2 separate regions of the Homo sapiens genome follow, and region 1 is linked to region 2. Evidence: chromatin loops called from intact Hi-C (ENCODE). Cell type or tissue: heart left ventricle. All regions are shown on one strand. Links, peaks and the distances in the headings refer to the core of each region. The heading gives the core; the rest is flanking DNA.

Region 1 (2,911 bases), core at 229-2,728, 75 kb after region 2:
TCAGAAATGCAGCTACAGAGCTGGGACCCCCTGCTCCAGGTCATGTGTGAAAGTGTGGGCAGAGAGACCTCCAGCCTCCAGGCCTGTTAGCATCTCTGGAAGGACCAATAGGAATCACGTGGCAGGCAGTGTTTCTGGCACCCTGAGCTCTCAGTGGGGTCAACAGTCCTGTGGTACCCCAGCCCTCTTAGGTCAGGCCAGGGATGAGGGAAGGGCCAGTGCTTTGTACCTCTGGTCAGGCAATGGCAGTTTCCCACTAAAGCCCTACGACTTTGACTCTTGTCCCAGAAGTTTTACCACACACTGAATAAAAGTACGACTGTGAAGTTGTTGCTGCCTGACAGCTGGTTGCAAAACTGTGCCTTGCCCAGCACCTGGCACCAGTATTTGGCAGAGATATCATTTAGGAATCCATCAGGAATTTGGTCTCTGGGGTATGAAACTGAGGTGGGGAAGGAGAGGGTGGAGAGGGTTGGTTTAAAGTAACTTTAGCACCTCTTATTGTTTTAAGTAGTCTGCCAGGCAGTGACATTCATTTGGTCTTTTAAACCTGACAACCAAGATAGTATTATAATTATTCCCACTCTACAGGCCAGGAAACTGAGCCTCAGAGAAGCTGAGTGACTTGCCTTGGTGACACATCTGGGGAGAGTAGAGTGAGGATTAAAGCCTGCTGCTGTCTGCTTGAAATTCCCATGCTCTGACCACTCTATGGCACTGCCTGGCTGGACTAACTATTTCCCTATTGTGTTTGGCAGGTGCTGTCATTTCATGAAAGGCCAGTCTAAGTGTCTAGCTCTAGAGCTTTCTTTGGCGATGGGGCGGGCGTGTGTGCACGGGATGTCTGTCCTCTTGCGGCCTGGCTGTCAGGAGCTAAGAATTCAGACCAGGCTCCCTTTACCTGTTCTTCAAGGGTGCTTTTGTTCCTTGACCTCCAGATTTTAGGAGATAAATTTGAGAATGACTCTGAGGCTATAATCTAGAAATCTAATCCCCTGTGAACTCCATTCCTTCCTGGCTATTTAATGGGCTCGCTCTTTCCTTAGGAGGTGAGCTGTGGCCAGGCTTCCACCTGGGTGTAATTAGTATCCTCCACACTTCTCAGGCTCTGGGCTCTCAGAGACCTGAAATTTTTGCAAGTGCTGCCCTCCTCCCTAATAACTGGCTGGCAGTGGTTCATCAGAGCCGGAAGCGACCAGGTAGCACGTCTCACTGCCTCCCTTTCCGTGTCGCCTGGGAGACAAATCAGGCGCTCCACCCACTCCCAGCCCCGGGTTCAGAGAGCTGGAGATGACGGGAGAAAACATTTCTCCATATTTCATTGTTGTGTTTTAATTTATATTCACTGGAGAGTGGCAGATTAGAGGTTGTGAAACTATGAGGGGAAAACAGCTTCTAAAAATAAGTGGTGCTGGCGTGACGGGCCAGATTTGGAAGGAGGGCGCCTTGCATTCTCTCCGGAGGTGAGAAGACTACAGGATAATTATCCCGCGAACGGCGCCGGCTCTCAGTGGAGCAGCAGGGCCAAATGTTGGTGATGCCGTTTCACCCACTCAGCTACAAAGGGGCATTCAAGAGCCCTGTAAGAAATATGTTCAGATTAGCCGGAGGAGATACGCTCTTTTGGAAAACGAATAGCATCAACGTTCTTTCTTTCCTGGCAGAAGCTCTGGCTGTCCTTATGGAGGTGACCGGCTCTTAGAAGAAGTTAAGTAGGCTGAGTGTCGCTGGCTCTAGGGCATCTCCCCTGGCCTGATACCCTGTGCCTGCCATCTTCCCGACCCCACGCATGTTTAAGTCCTAACCCTGTCACTCATGTGACCTTTTAGCAAGTTTCCTAAACATCTCGAGACTCATTTTCCCAGTTTCAAAAATGTGCTGAATAGTAAATCCTGTCTCAGACTGGTTTGAGATTAAAAACAAAATTAAGTATTGCAAAGAACCTAGAATATGCCTAAGGCCCAATGAGTACTGTTTTTTTCTTTTCCCCACAGTATTAGCAGGTCACAGTGAAACTGCCTTTGTGAAATGATGACAGAGAAATCTGACATAGTTGACTCCATCTTGCTTTTAACCTCCAAGCTGTCCTTGGTCATTCCTAGGTGTAGGCCAAGCTAACTTTGGGAGGAATTTAGTTTATAGTTGAACCTTACAGCAAGGATAATAGCCACTCCCCAAACTCAACCACTTTTGCAAAACCAGTGAAAGGCCAGAAGGTCAGGATTATGAAAGGGGCCTGAATTCTGCTAAGATATAGGCAAATTTTCTATCATCCCTTACTGCTCAGGGGTCATGTGGCCAGAGGTCACAAGATTTGTGACTTGCCTAATTGCTTCTGTAGATAACATCACTATTGTAGAGCCTAAGATGGATCTTTTGAGTTGTTTTTTAGACTGACTACATCCGGACTTGAGGCTCATGACTCAGCCAGTCTTGGGGCCCCCACCCAGAGGCCAACTGAGTGCACAAGGACCGTTTTCCATAACCCTATGATTTCATCCCCAACCAATCTGCAGCACCCATTCCCTAATCCCCTGTACATCAAACTATCCTTGAAAAACCCTAACCGCTGAGCATTCAGGGAGACTGATTGGAGTAATAACTGTCTTCTGCGTAGCTGGCTTTGTGTTAAACTCTACTACAATAGCGTGGTCTTGGTGAACTGGTTTTGTCTATGCAGCGAATAGGAAGAACCTGCTGGGTGATTACAACAGCTATTTAATAGAGTGCTCCTGAACCCTGGGAAGCTTGTAAGCCGCCCCCCCGCCCCCGCAACAAAATGAATCCCTAATGGTTGAATTTCAGGCCAGCAGAAAGATGCTTTGGAGAGGTGAAACTTTCTGGTGCTATTCAAATACTACCATGGAGGCAACCATCTGTTCAGCTTATCTGTAAGGTCAGCTCAGTATTG
Region 2 (2,911 bases), core at 262-2,761:
AATGTTCCCATCCCGATTCTGGGATTTTGGTCTGCAAAAGGCACTAAAAAATTAGTAGTTGTTATTAGTCTCATGAAATGTATATTATGATTCTCGTTTATCACTAAACAACTGAGTCTTGAAGAGTGAAGTTATTGTTTGAGGCTACACAGATTGTGAGCAGTGAAGTTAAAATGTGAGTTTAGGACTGGCTGACACTGGAGTCCATCCGATCCTGCCAGCCATATTGCTTTGCCGGCTGCCTGTCTCCCTGGGAACACCTCTTGGCCTCCTCAAAGCATGTTGCAGCACAGCCCCAAGTGTACGGGTCTGAACTTTCTTCTTACACTTCCCGGGTTGTGTAATGCTGGACTCTCACTATTCAAAGTGTGGTCTGTTGACCTGCAGCAACAGCATTGCCTGGTCGCTTGTTAGAAATGCAGAACATCAGGCTCACCCCAGACTCACTAAAGCAGAACCTGCATTTTAACATGATTCCCAGATGCTTTGTATGCTCGTGAAAGTTTGAGAAGCCCTGGGATGGACCACACCGTTAGTAAAATTAATTCATCTTATTTTCCTGGTTAGGTCCTGGAGTTTATTTCTACCAAGAGCCACAACTCAGATTTTTTTTTTTTTTTTTGTATTCTCCGATAGTACCTGGCACTGTGTAGACACAGAGGAGGCACTCGGTATTTACAACCTAAAAAAAATTATAGCTCCCATAACCCGCATACAGTACCTCCTACAGCCCTAAGGATGGGTTTGATGCATACATATGTTAATGTCCAGCACTGCAACTCTGCTAGATTAGACTGAGAAAATTCAGATTAATGGAACCAAAACTAATGGAAGAAGGAACTGTTGGAAACAGCACACCCCCAACAAATGGGTAATAAATCAGACAAATCCCAGTCAAATCTGGACTGGGACAATTTTGAGCAATGTCCTCAAGCTGTGTAACTTCTGTGAGCCTCAGGTTCCTAATCTGCACAGCCAATACTACCCATTTCAGGATCACAGCAAAGATCACGTGAGACCAATGCCATGGAGCACCTGCTTCAATGCTCACCCCGTGTGGGAGCCCTGGAAGGGCCAGGCCCCTCCCTCTCCTCATTTCTTCTTCCGTACCACATGGGTGTGCCCCAGTGGAGAAGGTAGTGTTGTGCTTTAGCCACCCTTTCAGGTCAAGCCACATGGGATTGTCAGGGTGAGCAGCCACCTAAACTGAGGAATTACTCTCCAGCTAAGAGCATCTGGGCAGGGTCAGAGCTCAGAAGCAGCGCTGCTCCAATGGGCCAAAGAGTCATGTGAGAAGAGCTCAGTGCAGAAGAGGAGCGAGCAGTTTAATCTTCCCAGATTGATCCTGTTGGGAGATCTGTTGGCAGACGGCAGAGTATGCTCTCAGTAATTGCCAGGATTTTGCATCCCAGGGAGATAAAATCTCAGAGTGCGGTTGTATAAAGGGACTCAGGGGCATACATCTGCCACAGGCCGGCATCTGGCAGTGAAACCCAGGGGGTGACGGAAGAGGGTAGTTCAGAGGTTAGAAACCTGCTGTTTTCCACCTCTATGAGGACAAGCCAAAGAGAAACATGGCCTTCGCGACAAGTGAAGGTGGGAGAGGAGAGACCGTTTCCTGAATAGAGAAGGGAAGAGAGAGGAGAGGGCCCGGGGATGCCTGGAATTCTGCCGTGGAGAACCACGGATGACCGAAAAGCACGGTTGCTATGGCAGGGTGTGCTGGGCAGCCCTTTCTTTTGCTGGGAGGACTTCAGGAGCGCTGGAGCATCCTTCCTTTTCTTTTCTATTATTATTATTATTTTTTGAGACGGAGTCTCTCTCTCTGTCATCCAGGCTGGAGTGCAATGCCGCGATCTCGGCTAACTGCAACCTCCACCTCCTGGGTTCAACTGATTCTTCTGCCTCAGCCCCCCGAGTAGCTGGGACTACCATTGTGCGCCACCACGCCCAGCTAATTTTTGTATTTTTGTAGAGACGGGATTTCACCATGTCGGCCAGGCTGGTCTTGAACTCCTGACCTCAGGTGATCCGCCCGCCAAGGCCTCCCAAAGTGCTGGGATTACAGGTGTGAGCCACCACGCCCAGCCCTGTCCTTCCTTTTCTTTGCTCCCCACCCCAGCTCCTTCGTATCCCTGGAGACTTTGGGGCCACGGGAGATGTTAAATCAAACACAGCAGCATTTCTTTCGGGTGACCCATTGTTCTACATTGGAGTTTCTTAGGGCTCTGATTCAACAACAGGCATCCTGGACCCCTTCCCAAGCCCACCATGAATCTGCGGGTAGGTCCAGGAATTCTGCAAATGTGTTTGGCTTCCCAGTGATTCTTTGGCAACTGACATTTGAAAGATACGACCACAGAGAGAGAGAGAGAGAGAGAGATACATCGAGATTTTTGATATTGTGATCTGTTAAAAGATTTTCTTTGGGCAAACAATAAAAAAAAGATGTTGCATCTACCACAGCACCTTGGACTGGCAGCACTGACATCACCTGGTGATTCACCTGCACCGAAGCTTGAGAAGCCTGGGGTTCGTGTGATGGTCCTCAGGCTCCAGAGGCAGGCAGCGTTAGCCACGGGCAGTGGGGAGACCCTGGTGTGTATTCAAAGACCTGGGTGTGAATCCTTGTCCTGGCACCTGTGGCTGTGTAAAGTTGGGATAGTCACTTCACCTTTCTGAGCTTCTGTACTCCATCACTAGGGCCTAATAATACTCACCTCACATGATGAATGTGAGTATTAAATTGTGAGACTGCCTGGCACAAGTGGGTGCTTAATGGACGTTAATAGGAGATTGAATCAGCAGTCACCTTTGCTGGGTTTCTCCTGCTTTGACTCTGATCGTCTTCAGAACGAGGCCTGAGTGGCGCGGCCCTGTGCTCCATGGGATGATGGTCTGGACCGTGTCC

The links. Peaks named below come from ENCODE experiments on the same cell type or tissue, not always from the same donor. Only the 100,000 strongest peaks of a DNase experiment are listed, where the experiment ranks them.
Region 1: it touches region 2 in a loop (1.9-fold over the local background); 3 of 110 quality-filtered maps call a loop at or near these places.

The regions. Positions count from the first base shown.
Region 1 is chr15:58,489,078-58,491,988 of GRCh38, reverse strand. All of the region lies in intron 1 of LIPC (lipase C, hepatic type), which reads right to left. All of the region lies in intron 2 of LIPC-AS1 (LIPC antisense RNA 1), which reads left to right. Among named protein-coding and RNA genes, the nearest start is that of LIPC-AS1, 8.2 kb to the left of the region's middle. In heart left ventricle, for the core only: no CTCF peak of the experiment used is centred there; a DNase peak (open chromatin) is centred at 1,494; H3K27ac peaks cover 1,784 bases.
Region 2 is chr15:58,563,625-58,566,535 of GRCh38, reverse strand. LIPC (lipase C, hepatic type) reads right to left here. Exons shown (of 9, transcript NM_000236.3): 8 at 2,813-2,911. Among named protein-coding and RNA genes, the nearest start is that of LIPC-AS1, 66 kb to the right of the region's middle. In heart left ventricle, for the core only: no CTCF peak of the experiment used is centred there; no DNase peak of the experiment used is centred there.